5 separate regions of the Homo sapiens genome follow, and regions 1, 3, 4 and 5 are each linked to region 2. The links are chromatin loops, found by intact Hi-C in ENCODE. Cell type or tissue: psoas muscle. All regions are shown on one strand. Links, peaks and the distances in the headings refer to the core of each region. The heading gives the core; the rest is flanking DNA.

What was found. A loop is a pair of places that touch in the nucleus more often than their neighbours do. Peaks named below come from ENCODE experiments on the same cell type or tissue, not always from the same donor. Only the 100,000 strongest peaks of a DNase experiment are listed, where the experiment ranks them.
Region 1: a loop joins it to region 2, with 3 times the contacts of the local background. A loop is called at or near these places in 10 of 110 quality-filtered maps.
Region 3: it touches region 2 in a loop (2.3-fold over the local background); 43 of 110 quality-filtered maps call a loop at or near these places.
Region 4: it touches region 2 in a loop (2.7-fold over the local background); 14 of 110 quality-filtered maps call a loop at or near these places.
Region 5: it touches region 2 in a loop (3-fold over the local background); 44 of 110 quality-filtered maps call a loop at or near these places.

The regions. Positions count from the first base shown.
Region 1 is chr4:139,918,937-139,924,909 of GRCh38, reverse strand. All of the region lies in intron 1 of MAML3 (mastermind like transcriptional coactivator 3), which reads left to right. Among named protein-coding and RNA genes, the nearest start is that of MAML3-AS1, 210 kb to the left of the region's middle. In psoas muscle, for the core only: no CTCF peak of the experiment used is centred there; no DNase peak of the experiment used is centred there; H3K4me3 peaks cover 729 bases; H3K27ac peaks cover 3,267 bases.
Region 2 is chr4:139,732,033-139,738,005 of GRCh38, reverse strand. All of the region lies in intron 2 of MAML3 (mastermind like transcriptional coactivator 3), which reads left to right. It also overlaps a transcript of MGST2 not described here. Among named protein-coding and RNA genes, the nearest start is that of MGST2, 69 kb to the right of the region's middle. RefSeq lists a silencer at 2,919-3,038. In psoas muscle, for the core only: a CTCF peak has its summit at 3,021 (motif pointing left); DNase peaks (open chromatin) are centred at 2,155, 2,525 and 2,975; H3K4me3 peaks cover 2,166 bases; H3K27ac peaks cover 3,713 bases.
Region 3 is chr4:140,047,250-140,053,222 of GRCh38, reverse strand. All of the region lies in intron 1 of MAML3 (mastermind like transcriptional coactivator 3), which reads left to right. All of the region lies in intron 1 of LOC124900783 (a long non-coding RNA gene), which reads right to left. Among named protein-coding and RNA genes, the nearest start is that of MAML3-AS1, 78 kb to the left of the region's middle. RefSeq lists enhancers at 3,388-3,923, 3,924-4,460. In psoas muscle, for the core only: CTCF peaks have their summits at 940 (motif pointing left) and 2,719 (motif pointing right); a DNase peak (open chromatin) is centred at 912; H3K4me3 peaks cover 2,246 bases; H3K27ac peaks cover 2,246 bases.
Region 4 is chr4:139,814,805-139,820,777 of GRCh38, reverse strand. The region is part of intron 2 of MAML3 (mastermind like transcriptional coactivator 3); the gene reads left to right. Among named protein-coding and RNA genes, the nearest start is that of MGST2, 150 kb to the right of the region's middle. RefSeq lists enhancers at 3,888-4,455, 4,456-5,025. In psoas muscle, for the core only: no CTCF peak of the experiment used is centred there; DNase peaks (open chromatin) are centred at 2,937, 4,257 and 4,597; H3K4me3 peaks cover 1,681 bases; H3K27ac peaks cover 3,760 bases.
Region 5 is chr4:140,002,129-140,008,101 of GRCh38, reverse strand. The region is part of intron 1 of MAML3 (mastermind like transcriptional coactivator 3); the gene reads left to right. Among named protein-coding and RNA genes, the nearest start is that of MAML3-AS1, 120 kb to the left of the region's middle. In psoas muscle, for the core only: no CTCF peak of the experiment used is centred there; a DNase peak (open chromatin) is centred at 3,381; H3K4me3 peaks cover 1,261 bases; H3K27ac peaks cover 1,586 bases.

The sequences.
Region 1 (5,973 bases), core at 502-5,501, 190 kb before region 2:
CTCAGGTTTTATTTCTCATGAAGCATTCTAGTAATTTTTGATCCTCAGGAAGTAATGAGCTAAATGAATACTGAAATGAGATCAAGGAAGCTCTTCCCAGAGAAGGTAGTAGATGAATAATAAGATGCTAGTTTCCTAAGGGGAACAAAGATTTTTACATCTGTGTGCAAGTAGGATATCAAAGTGCAAACCCACCCCTCTTTGAGAGAAGTAGTAGTTGGGAGTGAAGTAATGGAACCTCTGGCTTGTTATTCAATATAATCTGCCAGATGATGAAAGTACACTTTAGTATACCTGACTCCAATGATTTTAGTAATCATTTAACAATTGTACAATAGGATATGACTTCTGTTTCATGTTGGTGAGAAGGATAGAATGCTATTTCTTGATCCAGGATAACATAATTCAAGATAACAGAATAACATGGAGAAAACATTTCGTGTGTTACAAATTAGAAAAAGGGAGGAAAAGTTTTATGTAAATAATATGAAAGGTAAAGATTTCAGAGATAGTTCTTTATATATTTGAGGGTAAAATACCTTCTTAATGTACACACAAAAAAGCAATTAAAAGAAGAATACCCTGTCCATTTGTGATTGCCTCTACTCTGATCATCTCAGAATCGCTGTTAACAAAATAGTATCTTTTACCACATTTCTCCATCACTGGAATAGAATTTCCTTCTGTGATTTTATTACAATTCAGCCACTATCTCTGGATTAGAATGACATTATAGAAGCACAGGGATTTTGTGAGTTTCTATGTCTGGGGAGAGGAAAAGAGAGTAATAGGTTGAAGAAGTTTGGCGTTGGTATCACTTTTTTTATTCTGTGGTGATATGTCAAACACTAGGAAGAGAAAAGAAATTAAAATGTTTCTGCTGAGTGGAGATGGGAGTGAGTTCATGTCTTACTGAGGAACAGATCTAACATTCCTACAGACTTTACAGTCTGGAGATATAGCAAGGTACTATCAAAACAGGGTCATAGGGAGTCTCATAAATGTATTGGTCTATCATCTTTTGCAACGTTCTCTTCCTTCATAATAAGGGTAGCCAGTAATCAAGTAACTAGCTTTTTTCCCCTAGACAAACAGCAGATCTGTAACCAACAATAAGGTCAGTAACTTATGACCCTATGAGTTATCAAAAAAAGTTAATTATCTACCTTCTAATAAAGCAGGGAAACATCCAAATATTTTTAGAAAGCTTTTGATCACAGAGGTTTAAAGTCTTTAAAAATTGTTTTTACATTTTTATTAAAAGGTGTACACACACACACACACACACACAAAGACTACCCCTTAAAATATGTACATACAAAACTTAAGTAGAACACTTTGCTTCCCAATATACAAGACGAGCAAGGCATTTATCAATTTTCAGAAGGGGTTTATAATGCACTTATCCATATTTCCAGGCCTGAGATAATGAGGCTGTTCCATGAATGTTAAGTCAGGAAACTAAGGAGAACACAAGAACCAAACATATTGTGTATGTATAATATATGTAAAATCATAATGCCTCACCTGATGTCAACAGTTATGGGCATTGAAGATGACAGTCCTCTACAAGCTCTCATGACTGTTCCCAGTCAGTAACAGAGGGAAGGGGGCAGAGTGTGGTGCCCTACTGCAGGGTGGGGCTGGTAAAGCCTTGCTGTTTGCTTGGTGGAGCTTCCACCGTCTGGATCCCGGGGTGTGGGGAGCTGGAGTTTTTCTAAAGCTGGTGCAGTAAGAAATACAAAGTCAAGTCTAGGGTACAAGGCCAGACCCTCTACTGTTCCAGGGACTCTCAAAATGTGCTAGTCTAGAGACCCTGTCAATGTGCTTTTATAGTGAATACTTTTCAGTGTGTTACGTATCCCTCTGGCACCCTATCATGAGCAGAGCTCCCTCCCCTTCTGAGCACTGGGGTGCAGGGGATCCCGTGAGATTTCAGATCTACCCGGCACCCCTGCAAGCACTCTGTCCTCAAACCCTTTGAAGGAACAGCTCTATCCTTACACCCATTAGATAGGCACTACTGCTGGCCAATGCTGACAGCAGCCCTCTGCTCCATCTTGGCTGTGTCTCCTGTGCCAGGAACCTCAGGAAATAGACAAGGATTTGGCAAAATTCCTGGTGAATGGATGGCACCACGTGAGCATTGTGGGTAGCATTTCTCTGTGTTGCCAGACACATACATTGCTGCTTTCTCACTCTTCCTTGGGAAAGATGGGCCATTTTGGAGCTGATTTTGAAATGAAAAAGAAGGAGAAGTAAAAGAAACCCTAGGCTCCATATCTTTTCATATCCAGAACTTAAAAACAGAGGGAATGATTCACTTTTCTAACTTCTGCTTCTTGGGTGAGAAATAAATGTAAATCGTATGTCTAATTCCCCTGATTTTTCAGACTTAGCTAAGGCAGAAAACCAATCCATTGCATTATCGACTGGTATCATTAGCTTGAGGTTAGGGACCCACCGTTCTCTCTGAAGCAGGCCTGCCTTCTTCTCTCTGCCTGTATGTTATCCCTCTATCATTTTTGCTGTCTCTCTCCATCGCCTTTGATATGGTAATGATCTTGCACAAGAAAAGCCATTTTTTAAATATGAGTGCTTAAGGAATTAAAGGTGAGTGAGAAGGTGGAGGGTGTTAAGAAGGATGGTAGTTTGTCATTAGCAAATAAATAAGTATACCCCTTGGAATTAAAAAGCAAGCAAGCTGAAGGGAGCAGAAGGGGGAGGACAGGCGGGTGTCTTTCCAAACGCAGGAGACAGTATTACTAACAGGCTGGCTTAAAGCCCTCTTAACAATGTGCACTTGCTCTCCCTAGCTCCTGGATTGATTTCCCTCTGCCCTCCACAGACCTGGCTGCAGTTAAGCCTTGTGTCCTCCACGTGATGCTGAGCCGAATCAGATTTTCCTTTTAGTTGTTCGATCAAATTTTCCTTCCTAGAGCTTAGAAGGCACACTTGGGACCATATAGTAATTGCCTCCCCACACTGAACTGCTGATACCTTTATTGGATTGGCATAGGGTTTCAGAGGACTGTGTTTAACATGCAGTGAGCCGCAGCAATGCAAACAGCTCCAGTGTTTAAACAAGCATCCGTTAGGCCAGGAAACAAGGCAGTGCCAGCCCATTTGGTGCTCTGTAGTGCTGGCAGCTTAAGGTGAGCGGGCAACCCAGGTGCTGCAGTGGGAGAGGGCAGGCTCCAGGGAAAGTGGAGGAATTGTAGTGTCAGAGGAGGAGCTGATTCTCTTTAGATTTGCTGAAGGGGGTTTGTGGTGAGGGGGAGAGAGAAGTGTTGTGGCTAGGGACATGTGCAGAGCTCATTAATATCTCATTATGTTAGAATTGCAGTCTCCCCACAGATCGGCGTTAACGTTGGCAGTGCCAGAGGAAGGGCTTTGGGAAGCAGCAGCCCCCCTCCCTCTTTCTGCAAGCCCCAGCAAGCTCTCTATGCTTGTTTTGCACTGAGGGAATGGTGGTGTTGAATTTGTGAAAGAAGGCTGTGAGAAAACCCCACAGGAGCGATAGTGAGCAGCTCAGGAGAGGGTATGAGACTGAAAACTATAGTTTGTAAATAACAAAGTGACCAGATTTCACGTGTGCCAGCCAGCCATAGAGAGGGAAGGAAACTGACCAGAAGCTGGAAAGGAAAATCGTGGAAGTTAAGCACAAGCCACTTGGAGTCTGGATGTGAGTTGGGAGTTCGTGTCAGGGGCAGTAGATAGGCTAGCTCCAGATTCAGACCTCGATTTCCCAGAGAATGTGCCACTGGCCCACTGAGTTTGTCCAGGGCTCCTGGAGGCTCCTGGAGTGTACCAGAGCAAGTAAGGTGGACAGGAGAGGGGGAAAAATGAGGAGGAAAGAGAGCAGAAGAAAGCAGGATTCAGCCAGTGGGATTTGGTGAGACTGCGTTTTCAGCTGATCCCACCTGCCCATGTTGGTGTGAGTGGAGCAAAGGGAAGATTCTAAAGCAGAGAGAAGGTGGTGTGCAAGGGCCTATTCTCCAGATCTGACCTAGCTGAGCCCAAACCAGTCTTTATCCCAGAGATTAAATCCCCCTGTGTGCAGCCCTGGCCCCAGCTGGGCTCCTGCAGGTCACTCACCCCAGACAGTCATCCTGCGGACTCCAGTGCCGGGACTGGGGCCTCCTGGGAGGAAAAGTTGGAGCCATGCTCTGTAGAAATTACAGCCTCCCTGCAGACACTTAATTCTGCTCTATTAAGGATCAGATGTCTCCGTCTGCCCTGGACAACTGTGTGCCCTCCATTAATGAAAGGTGGTTGATGGCCACTTTAGTGAACAGTTATGTAACAGGATGTACCAAAACACAACAGTGTGTGCATGTTGTATTATAAAGGCCCCTTAATGTAATTCATAGTAAAGTTCTTTGAGAATATTCTTTTTCTGCCTTTTTGTTTTGGGGAGTTCTTATTTCTACCTTAGAATGTTCTTTCTGTGGATTTTGGCATTTGGCTTCCACTTCTAGCACCAGTGCACAGACACACCTGCACACATCCACAGAAGTGTTGCTGGTGTGGATACACAGCCAGTCCTGGGCTCAGTAAGCAAATGAAGAAGCACGTGTCCTTGGTTAATATCATATAAAGTGACAGGGCCACAGTTTGCAAGCATGTTTTGTGAAGACCTTTCTGGTCACACTTTGTTCTGACTTAACACAATATTCCATTAAAATATGGATTATTCATTAACTTACAGAAAGGCAAAAAAAGTGAATGTCATTGAAATCTGTGTTCCCTTTGGAAAAAAAATAACTAGAGTCATTAGTCATTAGTTTGTTATGAACAACAGTGCTTGTAATGAACATTTAAAAATAAAATGTATTTGATAATCGCAACCAAGTTTATTTAGGTTAGAAAAACAGTTATGGCATACAAATAGTGCTGAGAAACAAATTTAACAAGGCTTTTTTACAGCATGGCCTCTATAGCAAAAATAGTAAGATTCAGCCTGATGTGTATTAAAATCTATTATTCTTTTGACTCTGCAACTTTAATAAATCAAGCAAGAGTCATAAGAACAAAGAGAGGAAACAGCTGAACTGCTGTAATTTCCTAGCCAAATAGAAGAAAAGTCTGCCTCTTGTCGTTTACATGACTTTACCAAGCTTAATCCCATGAAAACAAATGAACAAACAAAAATGAAGACTCAATAGTTATAAATAGTAAACTAGACCTCTAGGGCTGAACTCCTGTGTTCAGCTGCACCAGGTCCCTGTTGTGGGATGTTCCACATTCCATGAAGTCTTGGCCTGTTTTTCCATGTGCTGTTCGCCTCCCTCAGTCCTTCTCAGTGGCAGGAGCAGAATCCACGCAGAGATTCTCACTTCTGCCTGTCATTCCCAACCTCTGAACTTGTCCATCTTACATCTCTTTGCTTTCCTTTCTAAGAAAGAAAGAAGGAAAGTTAAGTTCCATCCAAACTTTCTACATAAAAAAGTTATGACATCCAAATTGCCCATTTGAAGAGAGAAGGATAGTGATTCAGCAGAATTACAGTTCAAAATAAAATGGGATTTAACTTTGAGATAAAAAGAAAAAGTGAATCCTAGCTCCTTTAAGGCATTTGCCATGAATAAAACTTTAAAGTGAAATATCAGAAAATCAAGGATGAGATGGGACTTAGAGAGATCCTTCATCCCCCTTCCTCCCCCTTCTTCAATGAAGACCATATCTAAATCATCCCAGATGGCTGTTCTATTTTTAAAGATCTCCAGAAAAGGAGATTCTACCACCTCCTCAGTAACTCATTCCAGCATCTCTTGTTCCTCACTGCCAGAATATTTTTTCTGAGAGCCCTCAGAGGAAAAAAGACACACTATCCTAGATTTGGGGACCTGTAGTATTTCTCTTTAGGATTTAACCCCACTGTGCATATAGGAAACTAAGAGACATGGATAATGTCTTTCTCCAGTGAAAAAGATGTTTTTTCTCTAATATTTGGCTTTAAATTACATTTGT
Region 2 (5,973 bases), core at 436-5,435:
GCAGCCTTCGCATTGGGCCCCAAGTTATTGCTGCTTCAGTGATAAGCCTCCTAAATTGATGAACTCTGCCTCAAACTCAATCATCTTGGGGACACAACCATCACACATCACAAAACAAACCTTTTAATCCAATCTTCTTCAATAATCTGCTGAGACAGAGGATATTAGATGGGGTGGGCCCTTTTGGAGCTCTGCTATGAATTTATTGTAAACACCTCTCCAAACCCACAGTAAAAATTTTTCTGGAAAAAGAAAGTTTGTAAAAGAAAACCAAATCACTGCCTTGACACCTGATCAACTTCAAAGGGAATTGTAAGGTTTTATTTTATTTTGTTTCTTCCTTCCACTTATGGTTGAATGATCTAATCTTATGCCCTTTCTTTAAATGTCAAAGTTGATACCACAGAGGCATCCCAATTTTGGGTACCAGACAACATATTAAAAAAAATGATGCATATTTTGGTGCTCTTTCAGTTGCATCCTTTGATCCCAAGGGTTTCTACCTTTTTATTCTATGCCCATTCCTCTCCCCACCCCCTTCCCATTTCTTTTTATTCCAACATCCTCCTGGGTGGTCCGCTCAATTTAGACCAGATGCATGTTATGGTCAGTGGAAAAGTCAGAATCCCAGAGACGCCACCACCAGACAAGTTCCTTAACCTCTCAGAAATTTGGGCTTAAAAAAAAAAAATCAACAAAATGAGTTAAACATACAGGTGAAAGCCCCTAGTAGAGTGTTTTGCAATGAGTAGGTGCCCCATAAGTGTTACATTCTTCATATTTGAAGAACTCTTTCAATCAGAGGGAACTTTCCTCAAATCATAGCTTTCCATAGTTCACCTTATTACACGAGGGACTTGTAAGTCTAGGGATGTCTGATGCTCCCCTTAGCAAGGGCATTATAGGGGACTCGCCCTTCCTCAGTCATGGATGCTCCTCAGCCTCCACAGCACAGTTGCAACTGGAGTAGTCCGTCCTGGAAGAATTGGCTCCTTTCAGCCATGGGCTCCTTTCAGAATTCTTGGGTTTGCATTGCAAACATCACTGGCCTGAGCAACCCTCTGAAAATTTTGAAAATTTTGTTCCAAAGCAGGAAATTTTGCAATAGAAACTAAGCAACTCAGCACCCTGACTTGCTTTTGAAAGTGCAGCTTTGCAATCTAATCAGGGCACAGGATTATTTGCCCCAATGATTCTCTATGGGACATCGTAACCACCTGGAGAGCTTGTTAAAACACCCCCAAAAGTTCTAATTCAGGAGGCCTAGAGGGGAGCCTGGGAATTTGCATTTCTAACAAGCTCCCAGGTGGGGACTAATGCATTTGATCCTGGAACCACACTTTGAGAACCCCTAATTTTTAGTTACTCATTTTTCCCAAATTGCCCATACTGGGAATGGGGAGGTTTTAGAGTATTCTTAGCTATTTCCTTTCTATGACACTTCATTAACTATGTCACCTCCAAAATTTCCATTGTCAAGGAGTCTTATGAGTATGGTTTTCATTTCAGGGGGTGGGGACTGAGAGAGGTCAGATGGCTTGCCTGAACCTCTGGGAGTCACAGCCAGGCGCCTCTGTCTAGCCATCGTGGGTGTTCGATTCATCCTGTGCTGCTCAATAACATAAAACTGCTGCGCTCTTTGGCCAAGCAATTGTCATGTTAGCTTTCACCTCTGATACATACTTTCGCCTTCTCAAACTTACTAATAAAACTTTCAATAGTATCTTTGCAGGAGAAAGCCTCTGGATTCTGGTGAGAGGTTGGATGTAGCTATCTTTTGATATATACAATTTCGTCGAAATCCCAGTTGGGCTAAAGATTCCTTCCTTTAAAAAAAATTTTTTTTTACTTGACCCAATTCAGAGTGAGTGAGTGAGTGAGTGTGTGTGTATGTGTGTGTGTGTCTGAAAAGCACAGGTTTTCTGGGGCATCCTTTTTGTTTATGCATTGATTTATTTTTACTCTTTCCTGCCACGAACAATCCTCATCTCTGTCCTCGTGTCCTTCCCAGCCACTAACACACACGATGTGGCGGGGCCTGGGAAATGCGCCCGCTGGAGCACACCGCAGCCTCGCGGGCTCCCGAGCGGCGCGCGCGGGCCGAGGACCTCCAGGGCCCCTCGCGGGTCTCCCGAGCGCCGCCGCACCGCCCCTGCCCGCGCCCGGGACCGCCTCGTGGGCTTCTTTGTTAGGGCCGCCTGCGCCGAGAGGCAGTCTAGGTCCTGCCGGGGACGCACGGGCCCCACTCCTGACTTCCTAGCCGGAGTCCCCTGAGGACTTGTAAGCATATAGGCTGGAGTCGAGAGGCTAAATTAGGCCCCAGGGGACTTTTTCAATAAAACCCTAAATTTCATTTAGGTTGTTCGTAGGCCAAGCGATTGCAAGGACTCTGAGCCGAAGCAGCGGTGCCGGGCCGACCCGAGGCTCGCTCCTTATCGCCCCCTCCCCGGGCCGGCTTTGTGCAGCTGGGGTCCTGGAACCCGGTCCCTCCCGGGCTGTCGGCCCTGGGGTCTGGTGTCCGCCACCCTCCCCCCCCGGAGGTCGCCACTGCCCCCCTACCCCACTCCCAGCCCTTCCGTTTCCCTCCACGTCCCCTTCCCGCGCCCTCCCCCACTTGAATTCTTCCTCCCCTCCGGCTGGAAGAAAAGTCGGTAATGAGAAACCAGTTCAGTGTCAGTCGGAGGAGGGGGGCAGATAACCCCAGAGATACACGGCAATGGAGAGAGAACTCATTTTGTGCAAAGAGGGCCTCGAGTCACCAGGGAATTCCTGGATTGTCTCAGGCTGTCGTGTGTGATGTCCATCACGCCGTGCGAACACCATCTGCTCGGTATTGTGCTCTCAGTTGCCAGGCTACCTGCTGTACGCAGTAACACTTGACTGCCTGGCTCCACGTTCGCAGCGCTCGCCCAGACGCGCGGGGCGGGGGCCGCGGAGGGGCGGGCGGGAGCCCTGATTAAGCCATCTGCGAGGGGAGGGGGCGCGGGCGCAGCGGCGGCCGGGCACGAGGCCGGGCTGACACCACCATCTGCTGGGGCGCGGGAAGAACGGCAGCTGCTCTGCGTTGCCCCGGCGAGGGACGCCTGGAAAAGGCTGAAGCCCTGGGCGTCCTCAAGCCCGTTATCCACGGGGTCCCCGTCACCCCAGCCTGCTCGCCGCCGGCCGTCTTTTGTGATTCCCTGCTCTTTGGTTCGCCGCCAGCAAGGCTGGCCCCTCTCACCCAAACACTATGCATGTTCTTGAAAACACTTCAGAAAAATAAAGCTTCCCTACGCACAGATTTATAAATAAACAGCTGGCTGTTCTTGGGAGATATTTTTACCACAACTGTTTTTTGAAGTCGAAAACTGCCTGTTTGGGGGAGGTAAGGGTGCTTTTGACACCTCCTACCTCACTCTAGCCTTTAGAAAATTGCTAAGATCTTTTCCCTGGAGGGGAAGATATGTAAAATAGGTTCGTTGGTTTTGATTTCTTTCTCCTCCCTTTATTTTACTGAAGAGTCAGAGGGTTGGGCGAGTAGTGAAGATCTATGTAGCCACAGTTGGATTTTTGAGGGGAAGAAACTGTATTAAGATTCTTGGGAGAAGCAAGGGAGGTCGTTGGGCAAGGAGTGGATTGGAGAACAAGCCAGTAATTACAACTAAAAATACTGCATCATTTGGCTTCAAGGCATTACATCTCGCATGACGAAAGCTCAGCCTGGTTTTCTCTAATTGCACAACACAGTGTGTGTCCTTCTTAGAAACAAGAGCAGTGGCTTGAAATCCTGAAATTTGACAGACTATTTCTCATTAAGCCCTCTGAGACTGGAGGTTAAAAGAAGCCATGTATTATGTTAGTGGCCTCGGCCAGCTTAATGTGTAAGTCAAGTCACTGAGTACATTTTCACACTTTGGAATACACCTCAGAGTCGGGGGCTGTAGGTGTCTCTCATCCACTGTTGAATGCCGCAGAGCTTTGTTGCGAACTAAAGATGTTTCGTATGGAAGGCAGTCCTTTAAGAATGCACATAGTGGCTGGGAGCAGTGGCTCATGCTTGTAATCCCAACATTTTGGGAGGCCAAGGCAGGAGGATTGTTTGAGGCCAGGAGTTCAAGACCAGCTTGGGCAACACAGATGGGCAACAACCCATCTATACAAAGAATTTAAAAATTAGCAGGGCATGGTGGCTTAAACCTGTAGTCCCCCACCTACCCAGGAGGCTGAGGCAGGAAGATTGCTTGAGCCCAGGAGTTGGAGGTTGCAGTGAGCTATGATCATACCACTGCACCCCAGCCTGGGCAACGGAGTGAAACCCTGTCTCTAAAAAATAATCATAAAATAATACATACAGCCCTTCCTGCCTGTAGGTCTTCAGTGAGAAGCCTGAAGGCAAAACCTCTGGGAGGGAATTATTTGGGGAAATACATAATCCTATCCCTTTGGGAGGGTTTTTTTTTTTTTTTTTTCACACTGTGCTTTTGAAGTATTTCTTCTTGGCCCAGGAAGACACGGGCAAAAAGTGGTTTGATGTATCGTCGTCACCCCATTTGCCTCTCTCTTTCTTTTCCCAGTGGAGAGGAGGCTGGGAAAGCAACACTTCTTCACTCCTTACCACTTCCCCAGCTGTGCGGGCTGGTCACACAGGACAAGCATATCTCAAAGTGCACAAAGATAAACAGGGCCATCCCAGACCAACCCTCTCAAAAAATCAAGCTGAAGAAAACTTTATCTTCCCTTGGGCCTCATTTTCTTTCCAACTCTCTCCTCCTTATCAAAACTGGAAAGTATCAAATATACTGAGACAGAAAAAACAAACTACATATCTGCATTTTTGCTGATTGGCTGTTTATATGTCAGTGTGAATTCATTTGTTAAAGTGTAAAGCCAATCAGCCATTTGTCCCTAAAGGTGCCAAGAAACAGCTTTATTTCACTGGAAGGAAGGGCTTGGAAAACAGGTAGCAAATATTTGGGGGAAAAGGGAAGACCCTGAAATATCTAGGCCCCTGCAAGGGTTAGTCCTGAAGTAAACTTTTTGGTAGCACAAAGGTTCCTGGCATTTTTTAGTGTAAGATCTTTTTATTAACATCAAAAATATTTCCTAGCTGTCTTTGTGTATTTATAGAGAAAATACACAAAGGCAAAACATTTTATTAATTTCAGCTACAGCATTTACACATAAAAAATAGAACGCAGTACACTTATGAGAGACACAGTATATAGGTCTACAGGCTGTTCTTAGGTGCACACTTAACACCATGAAGACACTGCCTGGGAGAGGCCTGAGCTAGTAGGAATACTGAATTGAGAATCAAAATCAGCGTTCTGCTTACTCATGTAACCAAATACCACCTGTACCCCGATAACTTATGGAAATTTTTTTTTTAATTTTAAGTTACATTTTTTAAAAAAGTAAAGACAAGCTATCTGTTACAAAAAAAAAAAAAATAGCGTTCTAGTTCTGCTAGTTCTGTGTCTTCCATTCATTGATTGTGTGACCTAAGCTACTGCACGAACAAACCAGAGCTTCTTGGGTGATTGTTTCTAGGGTAAGAGGAGTAGCGTTTTGGTTTGGTTTGGCTTTTGTTTGCTTTGCTGTTTTGTTTTGTTTGGAGGGAAGAAGAGCAACTGAAGATGCAGTTGAAGTCAGTCATAGTGGAGAGGGAAGCCTGCATGGTTCTACAGCACACCACAGAAGGAAGGGAGGAACACAAGCCCAAGCCATAGGGAATCAAATCCAGGACGGTCTCTCTAGGAGAGACAGAGAGAAACTTCACCTATTTGCTTTGAGAAAAAACTGCCAATATGTTTAACGGTATCTGCATTGGAAAGGCAATAAAGTAAAAAGAAGAAAAATGTTAAAATCCAATTTGGATTTAAAAATTTTTAAATGACAGAGTTATTCACATTTGCTTCTTGCTATTTAGGTCTCATAATAGTGCTTCACAAAATGACTGTGAATGTCCTTATATGTGTGCCCATTTAATCTGTG
Region 3 (5,973 bases), core at 631-5,630, 320 kb before region 2:
TTTGGAGAGACAAGTTTCCAAACAGCCTATCCAACACTAAACCAGGAGCACCAGTTGTCGGTGGCTGCTGTTCATATTACCGTCTGAGGAATGTGTAACTACCCAGAGTGTATTTGTCTCTTATCATGATTGACTTAATACACTTTTAGGTTTTGAATGAGGGGGTTTCTGTGGGCCTCTTTCAGCTCTATATACCTCATAAGTGCTGTCTGTTAGGGTGATACTGGATATTGGGCTTTATATTAAAACAGTTTCTGGAAAAGAACTGATTCATGGAGACAAATTTATCACCACTTACTCACTTTCCCTGTTAGGAGGAAATAGTTGCAGATATAAGAATATTTTGAGGGAAGGAGCTTCTCATCAAATAGAAATATATGGGTTTTTTTGCCAGGCACGGTGGCTTACGCCTGTAATCCCAAGACTTTGGGAGGGCGAGATGGGTGGATCACCTGAGGTCAGGAGTTCGAGACCAGCCTGGGCAACATGGTGAAACTCTGTCTCTACTAAAAATACAAAAATTAGCCGGGTATGGTGGTGTATGCCTGTAATCCCAGCTACTCAGGAGGCTGAGGCAGGAGAATCACTCGAACCTAGGAGGTAGAGGTTATAGTGAGCCAAGATCACACCACTGCACTCCAGCTTGGGCAATAAAGTGAGACTCCACCTCAAAAAAAAAAAAAAAAAGAAATATATGGGTTTTTTGAGGGACATTTAAGGATGCCATTTTGAACACCCATACCCCACTGAACAGATTCCTACACGGGGTCTAGGTGATCCATGGCAGAGTCACACAATTACACTTTGCACACCCCACACAGATGTGTGTTCAGGTGTGTTCTGCCAGTGGGAAATTCTATGGAAAAGAATGAAAATGTCACTGTTGTGCTATTAATTGGTTATGTAGCTGGCTACCCCGCAGTGGCTCCACCTTGTGGATCCGTGTCTCAGTGGAGAGCCAGTATAGCTGCTTTTCTAAGTATCCTTTCACTTAATACTCATTTTAGTGCTAAAACATTAGAGTTAGGTAGGTATAGGTGGGTAAATTTAGCCTTTTATTTAACTTATGTGTGAACCATTTCTGGGCTTTTCGTAGGTTTTACTTAAGCCTCCCACATTCTCATTTTTTTCCTTAACCCATTTCATGAAAGCAACTGATAAATGAGGTCACAAAGTAAGAAACTTAAAGAAGAATGGAAATAGGGCCATTGCAACTCTGAGACGGTAACACAAATTAACACACAGGGGTGAGGTATCAGTAAGAGGTCTGAGATAGTCCTCACAGGGCTTCAGAGAGAATTGCCTGGTTCTGGTGGCCCAGTGGCTAAGTCACGGGCTTTAAATCAGGAAGCCTGGTTCTTATCCCGGCGCCTCCACTAGCTTGCTCTGTGACGTTGGATGAACTGCTGAGCTCCTCTGTTTCTCAGTGGGAAAATGAGAATAGCACAATGTAACATCCAGTTATTCCAAGTAGAATGGTTGGGAATAAAAAGCAAAATATTTGCATAACACTTCAAGCATCCAGAAAGAAGGGTAATATTTAAATTTTCAGCATTACTTCTGTTCAGTGTGTACCTATCTTGGTGAAGATTCGTTAGATATTCTTTGTCAAAAATGAAACAAGCTGTACCTCCTGAACCATTAATTTAATTTTTTTTTTTTTTTGAGACTGAGTCTCATCTCTGTCACTCAGGCTGGAGTGCAGTAGCTCGATTTCGGCTCACTGCAACCTCCGCCTCCTGGATTCAAGCGATTCTCCTGTCTCAGCCTCCCAAGTAGCTGGGATTACAGGCATGTACCACCACGCCTGGCTAATTTTTTTGTATTTTTAGTAGAGACAGGGTTTCACCATGTTGGCCAGGCTGGTCTCGAACTCCTAACCTCAGGTGATCCACCTGCCTCAGCCTCCCAAAGTGCTGGGATTACAGGCATGAGCCATTGTGACTGGCCTGAACCATTAATTTTATAATCATCTGACTTACTGCTCTTGACACCTTTAAGATGGTTTTAAACTCAGTGTCTATTTTAGGGTAAGTCAAGGGTTCTGTTAATGATTTTGTTTCTTGCCCTTCCTAGACTTATAGATATTGTCCTCAACATAGAGGAATTTTTGCTATGCCTTCAGAGAAGTATAACTGACTTCCATAATTAAATGGATTTCTTTCTCAATGGGAGGGAATTTCTGCCATCTGACTAAATGCATAGAGTAGAAGGGATGGATTAACTAACAAGCTATTGTATAAACTGGAAGTGGAGTTTCTAGATACCTTGATTGTACTAGTGCTTCATATCATATTTTTCCCTGTATAGCAAAATTCAGTGGATACTGAGTAAAACTTTCATTTTTTTTCCAGGATAACTTCATTGGGTATCAAACAGGATTAACAAGTAATTTCAAGGTAGCGATTCTGAAGGAGGTGTGGGCTCTTCTCAGACTATGTTTTCTGCCTCTTTTGTATAGAATCGCTGCGAGAGTTGGTCACTTTATAGATTGACAGCGTGTTGTATTCCCATGGGTGAGGACTCCTGCCTATAGAAGGCCCTGATTTATAGGTTCAGAGGCCATCCTTAGAATGAGGGGGCTGAAAATTTCCTTCTCCAGGTGTTAGCCCAGAGCAGAGAGAAATGTGTTCAGTGGAGCCCACGGCAGTGGAACACATGGCTGCTTTGGAGAACCTGGGAGGCGGTGCGAGGATGTACAGCTGTACCCCGAGCAGTAGGTGTCACTGTAGTCAGTGGCTTTTACTCCTCAGAGCCTAAGGGGTTAATTGGGTCTGGTTTAGAAGGGCAGACAGAGGCCCATCTGTGCCCTCCAGAGTGTTGGGCTTTGTCTCTAGGGCACCAGTTGACTCCAATGAAAGACCCAAGTTGACTCCCATTTTTTTCTCTACGAACGAAAGAAGGATGCTTTCCCATTTATATTTTAGGGTCTAAGGCTAGGCTGTTAGATGTTATGCAGTGGGGTGGGTTGGGATGGATAAGTAGGTGAGATAATCCTTCTAAAGTTTGGCGGGAAGACCTAGAATAGAGGGGAAGGCAAATTCTATTAAGAGAAATGAAAGAATATGGAATAGCAGAATACATTTCCTTGTTGTTATTGGCAATGAGCCCTGTTATATTCAGGCAGTGTGAGCTTTCAGAACTTCTATCAGCATCCTTCTTAGAAATTTCCCTTTTACCACAAAGGAGGCAAAGGAAAAAAAAATCTTTCTAGCAGAGATGTTTCTCTGCTAGATTTCTCTTTTGCCACTTTCCACTCCAGAAAGTTAATTTTCAAATGCTAAAATGGATTTTAAGATTTAGAAATAGCTACTGTGTTGACTAATTAAAAAAAAAAATCCTGTGATTACGTAGCCAATTGCTTTTTCAAGTACACCCACTTTTACTTTTTCTTTTCTAGTAACACCCTGGTGTGAAAACAAAGTAAAACCGAGTAAACTCACTGTAGAATTTTAGATGCATCTTATCTCTTATTTTTTGCCTAGATAACCATCTTTCTCCCCACCCACCATCCAGGCAGCACAGTGTAGTCTGTCCTTTTAAAAAAAAAGGAAGGCAACATGTATGATTTATACGTAGATACTCATTAAAAATAACTCCTGTCCAGTCTTTGCTCTTCCCCCATAGCCTGCCTGTTGGTTGTTGTTAACACCCTGATTAAGCCTTGCTCTTAATAGTACAATATATTAAGCTCAGCCTGCTCTCTCTTCCCCCCTCCTCTGTTCTCCCTGTGAGTGAGTGGCTCGTTTTAAACCATCCGCACACTTGCTGAGCCAGGTGGCGTTGCTTCCTGCCTCTCCTGCTCGCTGTTGCTAAGTGAGAGGCACCATATCACACATAAAGCTGAACCAATAGCATCCTGACCCCCATAGGCTGGTAAAAGCTGAAGAAAGAGAATCCCACAGCGTTGTCTGTGACCGGTGGGTCCTCCTCTCCCTCCCACCTTTTCTTTTCCAACAGGAAAGGGAGGCGGCGAGGGAGATGGTAGGAGGAAGAGGGAAGAAAGAATGGGGGAGGTGAATCCTAATATGCCTTGCTGTACTTGCGATAAATGCCATTTTTTTTTCTTTGTGAAGAAAAGGAGTGGTAGCTTCTCTTGTGCAATCACAGAGCAGCAGATGCGCTTCTTTCTGCCCCCAAACTGCCTGTGTTGACAAAGCTCAAACTCTGAATAAAGACGTCTGTTGACCTGCATATCTGCTTTGCTCCTCTCTCTTTTTCTTTCTCTCTTGCTATGAATCTTTGAATCCCCACAGTTTTGCACATCTTGGCACCCCTGTTCATTCTTCCTCTTCACCTTTCTTGTTTCATTTCTGTCTCACAGTATTCTTTCCAGAAAGCATTTCCTTTGAATGTAAAAATTAGCAAAGTATTCCGTATATCGTCTTGTGAGGAAGTCATCAGATCATCCTAGGGAATGGGGCAAGGGAAGGGGAATATTTATAAAGGGGATTTTAAAAAACTCGTTACGATTTTCAGTCTTGGCAGGGTCTAAGCAAGCACAAAGTGAAATGTGAAAGGCTGTTCTTAACTGGATAACTGCCAGTATAGACAGCCAGTGGTATAGTTGAGATTATACAGAGGAAATGACCTTTCTCCTGTAATTACCTGGATATTTTTGGCAACATCAGACCCAAGTTACCTGGGTAATTATGGCTTTGTAGATCTGACCTTAGGACAAAACAGATTCCAGTTAAGTTTTCCATGGAAAACATTTGCTATCTTTGGTAATAAACCTAGTGAAGGCACCCACTGTTTTTGCAACCATGGGAAGCCCAGTTACAAGGAGACTTTCTTCAGTTCTATGCCCAGTAGGTTCCCAATAAATTTCTCCTGACCTTTTGGAGATGGCTTTATTATTTGGTCACTTGTATGCCTTTTGAAAAGATAACCTGTGTTTATTTCTGAATCAAGGGTATTGAGGTTTCCTGTAACCTCTTGCTGAATTTGCACATGTTTTGGGAAGATATCAAAAGAATGATATTCATCCTTAAACTGTCCATTTCCCTCAAGAAATTTCCCTTTCATTCTTGAAATACTGCCCTACTATTGGGCCAGAAATCCAGTCCACTCACTCAGGATCACACAGAAAAGTGATCATTAGTCTCCCACTCCACCTGCTTTTTCCCAGCGTTTACACTAACTTTTGTGTTTGTTTGAACCAAAACTAAAATGTCTTCGTAAAGGGACATTTAAAGGAAGTATGTGGGGTCAGATTAAGCAAAAGGGAATTCCTGGGGAAAAGCCTTACCAAATGTTGAGAACTGGAATGTTTTTGTTCTTGTCTGAAGAGCCTATCTTTTTCTTAGTATCACGAAGTTAAAGATGGCCATTGCCGCCAGCGCTGACTTACAATATTTAAAGCTAAAATTCACAGACAGTCTTCAAACTTCACTCCATTTAAGTTCAGTCTCCTCCAAGCTAAACCAGAGCTATTTACAGGTATCCAAATGCTTAGATCTGAGCAGCGCGTCCATCTTCTGCTGTGCCCATTTTGGGGGTGGGGGGTGGGTGTAAATATCAAACTCAAGCTCCAAGAGCGGGCAAAGAAGTTTAAAAATAAAGGACTGGCCGGCAAGTCCTGTAAAACTGGCTTGTCCTGCAGTTGGCCGGTTGGTTGGGATATTATTAGGTATTATTCATTCATCGCTCTTCTATTTTGTGCTCAGCCCTGTGCTGAGAGTTTGGAGCTGGAAGCTCAGCGTGAGCCACGTCCTGGCTCCGCGCCTTCATCTCTGGGTTGCAGCCCTCTCGGTTTCACCAACTTCATTATTCAGATACGGGCGCTGCAATTCCGCCAAGTAAACCTGCCAGGACCAGCTCCTCTTGCTTCTCTTCTTCCTGGTGTATAATTCTCTGCCTTGAAATCCCTGCTTCACACCCACCTCCGCTGCCCTGAATTTCCTAACTCAGCCAGCCAAGCACAAATCCCTCTAAGTCCCTCAGTGCGTTCCCCCCAAATCTGCACTTGCC
Region 4 (5,973 bases), core at 664-5,663, 83 kb before region 2:
TAGAGAACTGGTTAAGTACATTATGGTATATTCAACTGAAAGAATATTTCATGGCTATTGAAGTATTTTAGAAGAGTTTTTGATAACATAGGGAAATGTCCACGCTGTAATAAGTGAAAAAGATAGAATATAAAACTACATACGATCCCAATATTTTCAACAAGTGAGAATGTAAATAACTTGAGGTTGGATTTTTGGTTTAGTGAAATGAAGAATAAGTATTTGTTCCTACAACTAAGTCTGAATCTAAATGAAGAATAAGTCTTCATTCCCGTAAACTAAAGATTAGTTTCCATAACTAATCTTTCTTAAAGATTTTAGGAAACAACCTAGAGAAAATGTTGGCAATTGAAGAAACACTTTCATCAGCCTAAGTCCCCAGTGAAATGAGTGATAGGATAGTTAAATATCAGCCTTGAAACTATTAAATACTTCATGTTTCTCTTTATTTTTCTTCTTGACCTTAAAACGAATTTAACCAGAAGTTATATTCTGATAAAAGGTGATGTTTTTGTAATTTCATATTTCTTTAAAAGCAGACTCTTTCAGAGAAAAGCAGAGATATCTATGACATTCGGGTCACAGTTGCTTCACTACCATGATATTGACACAGGTTGGTCAATTGACAAACCTTTATCTGATCAGAGAAATGGCACATTAGAGATTTGCACAGCCAACATGGAAGATGTCTCATATCCACCATCCTGTCTAGTGGCAGTCATATGGATAAGGGAGGCAATTTCTTTTTTATACTACAGGTGGAAATTGGAGAGAGAGGTAGGGTATTGGAGTGCTGAGTACAGCACCATTGCCTGAATGAGAAAGCCCAAGTCATCAAAATACTATCTTAATACTACGGGAATCAGAGCGGAAGAAAATTAGTGTGTTCTTCAACACATGGGAAAACAGCTATAAATGAGAACCATGTATGTCCTGGAAGGACTTTTGTCATAAAGTGTAAAATATCAACACTCATGGTCAGTTAAAGAAAGTCTTCAGATCTGGGTAGGATTAGATTGGAGAGAAATCTGAGTCAAGCATTTGTTAAGAAGCTACCAATTTATACTTAGCTATTTTTGCTAATCTTGTTTTCATAATCATATCTCTGAGAACACTTGGGCGTTTAGAAAATAGTGATAACTACGTGTGACCACTTATCGGGTGGCAGTATAGTCCAATTGGAAAAAAATACCCAAGAAGAAGTTAAAAGTGAGCTGAAGGCCAGCCTTGCAAATCTAGCCAATCAAATGATTGTAGACATCACACCTGTCTTCTTCCCTAAGCCAAATCTGAGAAAAAAAATAAGATATCGAAGCAGCTTCATGCAGGGGATACAATTGGAGCCATGCTACCTATGGAACAAAATACTAGCCTCTTAGCATTATATTCAAGATTATATATAATCTGATTCCAAATACCTTTCAGCTTCCTCTCTGTCTCACCATGTCTCTCATCACTGCAGGAACACTGTTCTTTCTCTTTCTCTTGAGTGAGCCACACACTTCAGGGAGCCAGAACCTCAGCCCATTAAGCTCCCTCCTCCTGGACTGGCCTGAAATGCTCTGCTGCTTTTCTTTGCTTGTCAAGATCACTCTCCCCGCTCCAGGCCCAATCAAATACCACTTCAGCCAGAAATTATCCATCCTTTTCCATACCTGTAGGTTTTATACCTGCCTTCATTTCATGCTTATTTTATTCGGCCTTACATTTTTGCTGGCTGTTTGTTTCTCTCCCCTATCGGATCATTATTCATTTGCGTGCGCCTCTGATGCCAGCCAAATGAGTTCATACAATAGGCACTTAATAAGTGTTTGCCGCATTTAGTCAAGTATAATATGCTGTATGAATATTAAAATGTTTGATACAGGCCATATGTACAACCAGATTTTCTAGACAAAATATATGAAGAAATATGACCTTGGGACAGAATATTTGAAATTGAACTGATACTACAAGACCCAGGTTGCAAAGGCTACTGTAATCCATAATAGTAGTGAATGTTTTGGGGTATTTGCTTCATTCTAGGTATTACACTAAGTTCTTTCCATATAATATCCCATTTGATCATCCCAACACAAGGAAGTGGGCCTCATAGCAGGCACTAGTGTCTTTTGTAACAACTTCCTTCGTTCTGACAATGACAATTTTTCTCCAACTCTCATTGGTATTCTGTAGTGTTTGATGATTTTCCTATTCCTGGGGAACCTCTAAAATGTATCAGCTCTTAGGAGGATGGACTTCTCCTAAGTAAAATAGTCATGAGTAGGAAGGAATTGTGATATGACCTCAATTAGTTAGAAAAAATCTCATGGAAGAGATTAGTCCTGCTTTAGCAAATATTTATGAGCACACACTATGTGGCAAAGTACTTAGTAAACACTGGGGACAGAAAACAGAGATGCTGCCTAACCACAGGCACAGGAGTTTAACCACAAAAACAGACATTAATGAAATAATCACACAGATACATAATTACAGCCCATGATGAGGACAGGTGCTGTGAAGGAAATGTGTAGACAGCCATGAGCATGTCTAAGCTAGCCTAGTGAGGGAGGTGCCAGTCAAGGAAGGTTTCTCAGAGATCCGGAAAACCAATAGACGGTAGCCGGGGCAGTGATTCTCCAAGCGTGGTTCTAGGACTAGCAGGATCAGCATCACCTGGGGACTTGTTAGAATTGTAAATGATCAGGTCCCACCTCAGGCCTACAGTATCAGAAATTCTCAGGAGTGGTGCCCAGTATTGTGGCATTTTAACAAACCCACCAGGCAATTGTGATAGACCCTCAAGTTTGAAAACCACTATACCAGCAGATGAGATGAGCTGGGGATGGTGCTGAGGCAGAGCATTCCAGCTACAAGAAGTCATAACTACAAGAAGCAGTAAGTGAGTCCCCAAGGCTGGGAGGAACACAGTGAGCAGGTGGAGCTGCCAGGAGGCCAGTGCAGAGAGCCAGAGGAAAGTGGGGTGGGGCAAAGCTGGAAGACATACTGGTCAGATGGCTTCAGCGTTGGTGGTAAGATTCTGCCCACTCTCCTGAGAGCTGTGGAAAGTCACTGAAGAGTTTCAAGGAGGAGTGTGATAGGATCATTTTAAAGCATCCCCCTAACCCGGCATAGAAAACTGATGGAGGGGAGTAGATGTGAAGAGATTCATTTGGAGGTGACTTCAGTCCTCTGATCTGAAAAATCACTGAATGGAGGGATAGGACATGTAAACAGAGGGAGGTGATATATATGGAGGAGGTGACAGTGAAAGGGCTTTGGCAATATTTGGAAATGGGGATGGAACCTAGGTTTCTGGCTTATGAAACCAGATTGACGACAGTGGTCCCAGTCACTGACATACAGAAGGTGGAGGTCATGGGTTTCATTTGGATCATATGGATTTTGAGGTATAACCTAGACCCTGGCAGAATTTGCATGGATGAAAGCCACGGAAAAAAAATTATTCTCGAAGGGGAGATATGGTGACCCCTGAGCCAACAAATGGAGATGGAAGTGAGTTTTTTGATGTTTGTTTGTCTGTTTTATGATTCATCCATCCATCCATCCATTCACTCTACCTATTACACCCTTCTAAGTACATAGAAGCATTTGAACAACAGAAGAGGAAGACTGGTAGATAGGATCAGAACCAGCTATGGCAGATCTTGATTTCCAAGCTAATGGTGTTGGATCACCATTGAAGGTAGTCAGAGTGACATCATGGCAGAGGTATGTTTCAGAAGGGTCGCCTAGCACCTAGCCTGTGTTGTACACAGGCGACAAACTAGAAGGAGGAAGACCATCACAGTAGACTCTAAGAATGCAAAAGGACTCTCATTCTTTCTAATTGTAATATAAAGTTAGCATTTAGGAATGACTAGCACATTCACATACATCCATTCATTATATTCCCTCCGTGTGGCTATGTATCTTTAACCTGTATAGCCACACAGTCTGGGAATAGGACAAGATAAATGTTGAGAGCGTGGAATCTAGGTCTTTTTCTCCCTTTTAGTTTTCTAGAACCAAGCAGAGGTTAGGTATTTTAACAGATGCTAATGTTAATTAGAAGTGAAAGACCTACACTTAGTAGGCACTCGAGATCTATTAAATTGAACTGGATTGACATCAGTGGTGTCTTGAAAGAAGATGCAGCACAACACTGGACTTCTCAGGGAGACAGGGCTGAGCCGTGGGGGCCCTTGCATGAGAATTAGGACCTTGGTGACCCCCGTCTGTTCCTCCTTTCCTCTCTCCCTCCCCCACCGCTGCCATGGCGACACGTCTGGAATCACAGTAAGCCTTATACCCCAGAGAAAACAATACTCTGTTCGAATGGTGTAAGTTGGCCTCTAAGCTCACGATCTGCAGGCCCCATCCCCCACAATCAGGGGATTCTTACAAAAGGCAGCTTTTTACCAGAGGGTCGGCCGCACTGCTGCTCATCGATTTCAGCCCATTTTATCCCTCGGCACTTTCACTTGTTTGTTTTTGAACTCACACCACAGCCTCGATGCTGCGGGTTTCATTTTGGCATGAAGTTACTGATGTGACCGTCTGCATCCCCTCCGCTCAGCCCCTCAGAGCACGGTGCTTCTTTCTTCTTTGTGTCTTGTCACTGCTGTTGACTCACCACGCTGGGCTGTTGGAGCTAAACTGAATTAGTAACAATGCAATCAACATCTCTATTTTTATCTTCGCACTCCCCTCTCTTCCTCCCCTCCTGACTGACTCACCATTTCTAGGTCTCAGAGCTTGGCAGTCTTAGAATTATATTGGAGCTGGGGTGAATATATGCACAGATGTGATATTTCTACCATTCGACACAATGAGTGTTTTATTTTTTTTCCTGGTAGCACAAGGGTTCAAGCGTTAGAAGTATTATTTATTATGCTCATCGTCGTCCGTATTGTTGCTGTGTTACTGCTCAAGCTGGTGTTTATCTCCTGAGGTCTAAGATGAATTGTAGGCAAGGCAGGGAGCCAGGATCTGATTTCTGAAACTCGTCTTCAGAGGAAACTTCAGTTTTGAACTAAAACTTTTAACTTTGTCCCAGTTGAGTTCTGGAAACCTGAACTGGAATCTGAAGTATATACTAAACACAAAGTAGTAGTAGTAGTACCTTTAAAAAATGCACCATGAATGCAGAATATCTTATTCTGCCTAGGCCTCTGCATACTGATCATTGTATTAATTTTATAATTGATGGAGATAGATCTATTAAGAACCTGGGCTTTTGGAGCCCAGATTTGAATTCCTTTCTGCCAGTTATTATCTGTAATCTTGAGCAAATTACTTAATTTCTTTGTGTCTTTTCTTTTATAAAATAGAAACTTTTACCTCTCACGCAAATGTCATAGTCCATATCTCATAAAATTGTTTTAAGGATTAAATAAGCTAGTATTTATAAAGCACTTTAAAGTGCCTAGCACATAATAAGCTCTGAATGAATGTGGGCTATTATTATTCAGCAGGCCATATTTACCTGTTGTAAGAGAAATGATTCATTCCTGAAAACAGTTTCTTTTAGCAAGCACAGTACACTTCAGGATCTTACCTTCCCTTATTCCTGAATTTACAAACCATCCATGTTATGGATACTAAGTGGACACCAAGTTCCAGAACAGACCTATTTGTCTTTTATTCATAAGTCGGGCTTTCTAGCTTCCTAGTCTGCCTTTTGCATAGCCAGAATTTTAGTTTCTCATCAAAATTAGGTTTTGGCTCTCATGTGGTCTAAATCCAAGTACACTCACTTTTCTTCTCCAGATAATTATATTTTACATAGAGTGACTTTTCCTTGGCCTATCTAATGCTGCCTCATTAGACTCTAAACCCTAATGATACTCTTTCATTTCTATAGCACAGCCATGGAAATAGCATATAAAACTCTCTGTAGAAAATTCCCTTTGTCTTCCGTTGCCCAGGTTCCTCCAGCCCTACGCTCTTTACTGGGTGTGGGAAGGAAGAGCAGTTGCTGGACTATTT
Region 5 (5,973 bases), core at 292-5,291, 270 kb before region 2:
AAGTGCTGGGATTACAGGCGTGAGCCACTGCGCCCAGCCTAAAATCTAACTCTGGGACTAGCCTAGGGTAAATATCACAAATATTAATCCTAGACGTTTGAAATCTCTTTACTCAGCAGTACAAATTGACAACGCTGCCCAACAGTGCCATTTCTTACCGATGAAAAATTCTCTTTGATAGTAGAGCCAAATAAATGACTGTGAGTTACTAGATTAAGGTGACCTACAGGGCCGTGTCCTTAAAATGGCAGGAGGTTTCAGTGCAAGAGCAGAGAAGCAGTTCTGGTGGATGGAAGTCAGTGGCTTCTTCAGGATGGTGTGGGAGAAGGCACAGGGTCAAGAATTGCAGCCTGGTAAGGCTGGTCGCTTTCCCTGCCTCTCTGTTAGCTGTGGAGGAAAGAATGGGATCAGCTTGGCTTTCCCATTTCCAGGCCATCCAATGGCTGGTGGCTTTGGAATATAACCTGATCTTACCCCGACCACCTCCCTTTTGTTCCAAATGGGTGAGAAGGTAAAAGAAACAGATACAGAAACCTTTTTTTGCTGTTTCTCTTTCCTCTTTCTTTCTAGATCTCTGAGGCATTCCCTCCCCACTGCCCTCCCTTTACTGGAATATAATGGAATACAGAAACGTCTCCTTTCGCCTCATCTTCCATTCCCTTATTATTATTTTAGCTACTAGGAATTAGCATTAGGAAGAATCCCAGGAAGGAAAAGCTGTAATAAAGATTATCATTTCCAAGAAGGGACCAGCCCAGTGTTTTGTTTTGTTTTAGATTTTAGGCTCTTTGAGTGCAATTTTCCTCCAGTTGGTGATAAATTTTTAGCCGCTATGAGGTCTTTTCACTTTTTATCACGTATCCTCTTGTTTTCTCTAATCTCTTTTAGATCTTACTTTTCTCTCTACAAAGATTAGTATTCTCTTCAGTGGAAATTTATGAACAAGGCTATTTAAAAAAATGCCGATAAGCTATCCTTGTATGTTTTCTTCATATAAATATTTGCCCCAGCAATATATACGGCAACATCCTATGTTATAGGATATGTGGACTCAGATTCCTTTTCAAAACTATCACCTACCTCTATCCTATTTTACCACCAAAGCTTATTTTACCAAAAAGCTTATGAAGCTTTTTGTTCTTTAAACATAACCAAGTTTATATTCATTTGTATATGGCACCTACCTCAAGGGGTTGACGGGAAGATTAAATGAGTTAATATATCCAAAGTACTTGGATTAGTGCCTGGCAGCGGGTAAGCTCTATGTAAGTCTTTGCTATTATTATTTTTTATTAGCTTTTATTATTTTTATTTGATAGACGACTATAGAATATCAATTTTAATTCATCTCCAGCTATGGTTGGATGCAGTTAGCCCTGCAATTGTTTGAACTTTAGAGGTCAACAGATGTATTTCAGTTGAATGAGAAAATATGCTAACCACCTTTTTTTCTGCTCTGCCCAGGGGTCTTCAAATGTCTCCTAATTCACTTTTTCACTTTTTTTTTTTTTTTTTTGAGACAGAGTTTCGCTCTGTCACCCAGGCTGGCGTGCAGCGGCGCCATCTCGGCTCACTGAAACCTCCATCTCCCAGGTTCCAGTGATTCTCTTGCCTCAGCCTCCAGAGTAACTGGGATTACAGGCACCCGCCACCATGCCTGGCTAATTTTTGTATTTTTAGTAGAGTCGGGGTTTCACCATGTTGGTTAGGCTGGTCTCAAACTCCTAACCTCAAGTGATCCACCCCTCTTGGCCTCCCAAAGTGCTGGGATTACAGGGGTGAGCAACCGCACCCGGCCTGTTTCCTAATTCACTTCTTGTTCACTCTAATACCAACCAGGAGAGGGGAGTGCTATGGACCCCTCCCCCTTCCACTCCCTTTCTTCCTATTGGCCCCCTCGAATTAGGAACAAGACAGAAGCATATGTTTTGGCATCTTATGTGTTCTCATAAAAAAGAGTCATCTTACTCGATAAAGTCCACTTAAATCTGGAAAGCCCTTGCATGGCACACGATATCTCAAGTGGCAGCCTCCAAACAAAAGATGACTATAGAACCCCCGAAATTCAAGGTCAGGAGACTGAATAATGAATGTCTGTTTATCCACCTGGTGCTTTAAAACTGACCTATGTTTCCCATAAGATGTCTTGAGGTTGAATTATGTCACAGCAGTAATGTCTTTAACACTATTGGGTGAGATGATTTGAGAGAGATCAGATTTCATCTGGTGAGTGACAAGGCTTCACTCCCTCTTGCAGTGTATTAAAACAATTAAACATCAGATGCATTTTACTGCAGTCTGTTTGACTCACGTGTGCATATTAGAATATTTTTTTCAAAAACCTATGAAATAGGAGCCTAGCTCCCTGTGAATGTTTATGGCGCTCATTAACAAAGTTCATCTCCAGGATGTATGATTTTCAGTTTTCTCTTTCTAATCTTCTTTTGGGAGGATGGAGGATGGGTAGAAATCAATTTTCCCAGCTAGATCTGCATTTTTCCAGTTAGAAAAGATGTTTCATTTTAATTTGTTGTCTGATGGTATTGAAATATTTTTCCAATCTGTTGTTATTTAAAAGAGCAAGCCCTATTCCTGTCATCATCCATTACCTGGAGCGTTATTTAGTAAGTGCTTTGTTTGTAAACAGATAGTGGTTTTAAACAGATCTAGTCCTGTGGTGATCATGTTTCCAACATTGGAGGACAGCTGCCTGGCAGCAGCACTTTTCTATGTTTAGTTTTTTATTTCAGTTCTTCTGAATTGATTATTTCCTCCTAATGTTTCCAGGTTAAGGAATATTTTATGCATATTATTTGTCAAATTCACATTTCTCTTTCTGCCAAGGAGGATTAGGAATCTCTAGTGAATCAACCTGCTCCAGATAGTTTCTGGGAAAGAGGAGAGGTGAAACAGGAAAAATCCTAGCCCTCTGCATTGTCTTAACCATTTGAACTAACCAGGACAAAGGGTAGCAACACCACTGAGTTAACCCACTGCATTGTTCAAAGCCCGTCCTCCACATTCACCAGCACCCCAGCACACTTAACCAAAATGTTTTCTACCTGTGTTTTTTGAAGTACAGATTTTAGCTACTTTGCTGAACTTTTGTTTTCTTCCTGATTATTTTGTTTCACAAGAATTTCTAAACTCTTAAGGAAACAAAAATCATTCTGTTTGGTTTTTGGTAGTTGAAAATACAGCTATATCTGGGGAATATGATGATAGGGAGGAGTTATTTCTTATGTTAAAAAAAAAACCTAAGGAAAACGGTAGCCCTCCTTTCGGCTAGGAAATGACCATGTGTCTCTCTACTGGGGAGCAGCTGCTGGGAGCCCTGGGCTGGCAGGGAGAGCGGGTCTGGGAAGGGAGCTGCGCCAGGCTCCCTCGCCAGCCCCGTGAGCGCTGCGTTTTTCCTGGAGCCGTCATTGTCTCCCTGCGAGTCTCATGGCGTTCTTTGTCTGCGGTGGGTATCTTGTGTCACACACTCGCAGCCCGTTGCACTAAGCCACTGTTCATCCCATTTTCTTTCTTTCTCTCCTCACTACTCTCCCCTGCCCCCTCCCCAAACCCCTCCCTTTCTTACTGGTTTTGTGATTCAAGGAATTTGAGATCATTTAGGTGAAGTAGACGCTCAGAAGGAGAGGTTTCTTATGAGCTTCAAAGAAGTGAGGAAACAAGATGCGATGCCTTTAAAACTGACAGTGCCCCTGTGTGGATCTGGGAATTACGTTCTTGAAGTAACAGCTTTTAGTTAAAAATACTGGGTGCTAGGGGAGTGGGGGTAAATGGTCCTTCCCTAGCACATTCATAATAAGTAAAGAAACTGTGCCATTGAGTAATACCCCCATCCACCAATATTCTGGGGTGAGAATATTGAGAGAACTGCCAGTGCCTTCTGTGCCATTGTTAATATGAGACAAAGTGTGACAACAAATGCCTTGTGAATTTAAATAGCCAGGTATGGTGTTCAGAAAGGCTTCTGAAATAAACACGCTAATCCACATTCTGTCTCGTGCAAAGTAAAGCATTAAGGGCTTGGTGCAGCCTTACCTTAAAGTGCCTGTGTGCAGTCTCTCTCCTTTTCTTCCCATTGCCTATAGCTTACAATGCTTTCTAAGTGATTCTCTTGCTTGTGCGGAGAGCAGGAATGGGAGGAAGGTTGAGTTGACAGGGCTCTTAAAGCCATTTGTAATTTACACAGAAACTTTCCTTGTGGGAACTTAAAGCACTTCACGTATGGAAATCATATACCTGGGGCAGACTTAATTCAAGGAGCCCAATCCTTGATTGTCACAGACATGGAAACTGAACTTAAGGGATGTTTTGGGATGTTTCCTAGGACACAGAGTTCTAGCTGAGCTAGGACTTGAATCTGGTGCTCTTTCAAGACTCCTTCAGAGGCACATGTTAGTATCTCAGTCCCCTTTGACAGACGTTGCTGGCAAAATGTTATTATCCTCACTTTAAAATGGGGTACACGAAAGCACAGAAAAAGAAAATTGTCTAGTGTTAACCCTTTGTGACAAAGCCAGTGAGATAGGACACTGTATTTCTTGCAGCCCTTCTCAGCTATTCGAGTTGAATCATATTGGCCTCAAGGACATCATCCTTGGCCCCTGACATGCCAGGATTCTCATGTCTGCTTGTCTTTCCTGCACTGTCCCCTAGCCTATTACCCCCCAATACTATTTCGTTCTTTTTCTCCTTATGCCCAAGGAGTGTCTTGTGTTTCTCTTTTACTAGGTACTTTTCTCCCAGTATATCTGGAACTTTGTCCGAGAGCTCCCTCTAGAATTTTCCCTTAGGTAACCCAGACCCAACCATGTTTACAAAGGAGCAATGCTGCTGTCACTTCCAAATGCACCCCAACCCAGTGGTGTAGTAAAAGCAGAACTGGCCTGGGGGCAGGAGGTGAAGTCCTCGTGCCATCAACAGTTCATGATACTGATTAACTCCCATGCCAAGTTCCTTCCAGCTCTAGAACCCTAAATCTTCATAGAAATTTGCAGAGAGGAATTTTGAGAAAGAAGTGGTAAATTGAACCATCCACCAAGTTGAATTGTTTTAAAAGCCTCAGACTTCTGGACATCCAAATTGTTAGTCTGACTTTGGAGCTGGGTGCTTGTCCTTGCCATTACTTTCCTGCCACCGTAGTGGGCATGGTTCCAACAGACCCTGCCAGTGCCTACCTGGGGAACCACTGCTGCTGGTAAAGTAGGTCCCTTGGGAATTCTGCAGTACAAGGGTCACTGTGTAAGTGGACAATGAATTTTAATATGCACAAGTTTCCTTTCTGCCAACTTGGACTGGGTATACCTAGTAAACAAATCAAGCGGTACTTGCCACTATATTGTTTTGGTTTTCTGTGGTGTGAGAATATTGTGACTCTGCTCCAGGGCATATTATCCTTGAGGGCAGCCACATAAATGATACTGTGTTAGGCAGTGGGAGGTTGCTGCGTAATAAGTAGTTAATGATGACAAGTCCTAGATCTTCCGATTATAAGGCTAGTATTTAGAACCTATAGTATGGTGGAATTTAAAGCCATTATTGTCTTCTGAACATTTACAAATGTATCATGAAAATAAATTTGATAGAAAGTTGACCAGTCTTACTGTTTCCCATCGTGACTTATTAAAAATCATATTTGTGTTTTCTGCTTTTGCTTCCACCTCAGACCTCAATGGAAATAACTTTTCAGACTTTACATCTATTCAAAATGTAATTATAAGTTAAACAGGGCAGACATCAGGTAGAGAAAAAAATAAGAAGAATCCAGGCACAGGAAGACAAATGTGCATGATCTCTCTTAAATAGAGAATCTAAAAAAGTTGAACTCCTAGAAGCAGAGAGTAGAATGATGGTTACCAGGAGTTGGGAGTATGGTGGGAGGGGGTGAGAGTTGTTGGTCAAAAGATACAAAATTTTCAATTAGACAAAAGGAATAAGTTCAAGAGATCTATTATACAACGT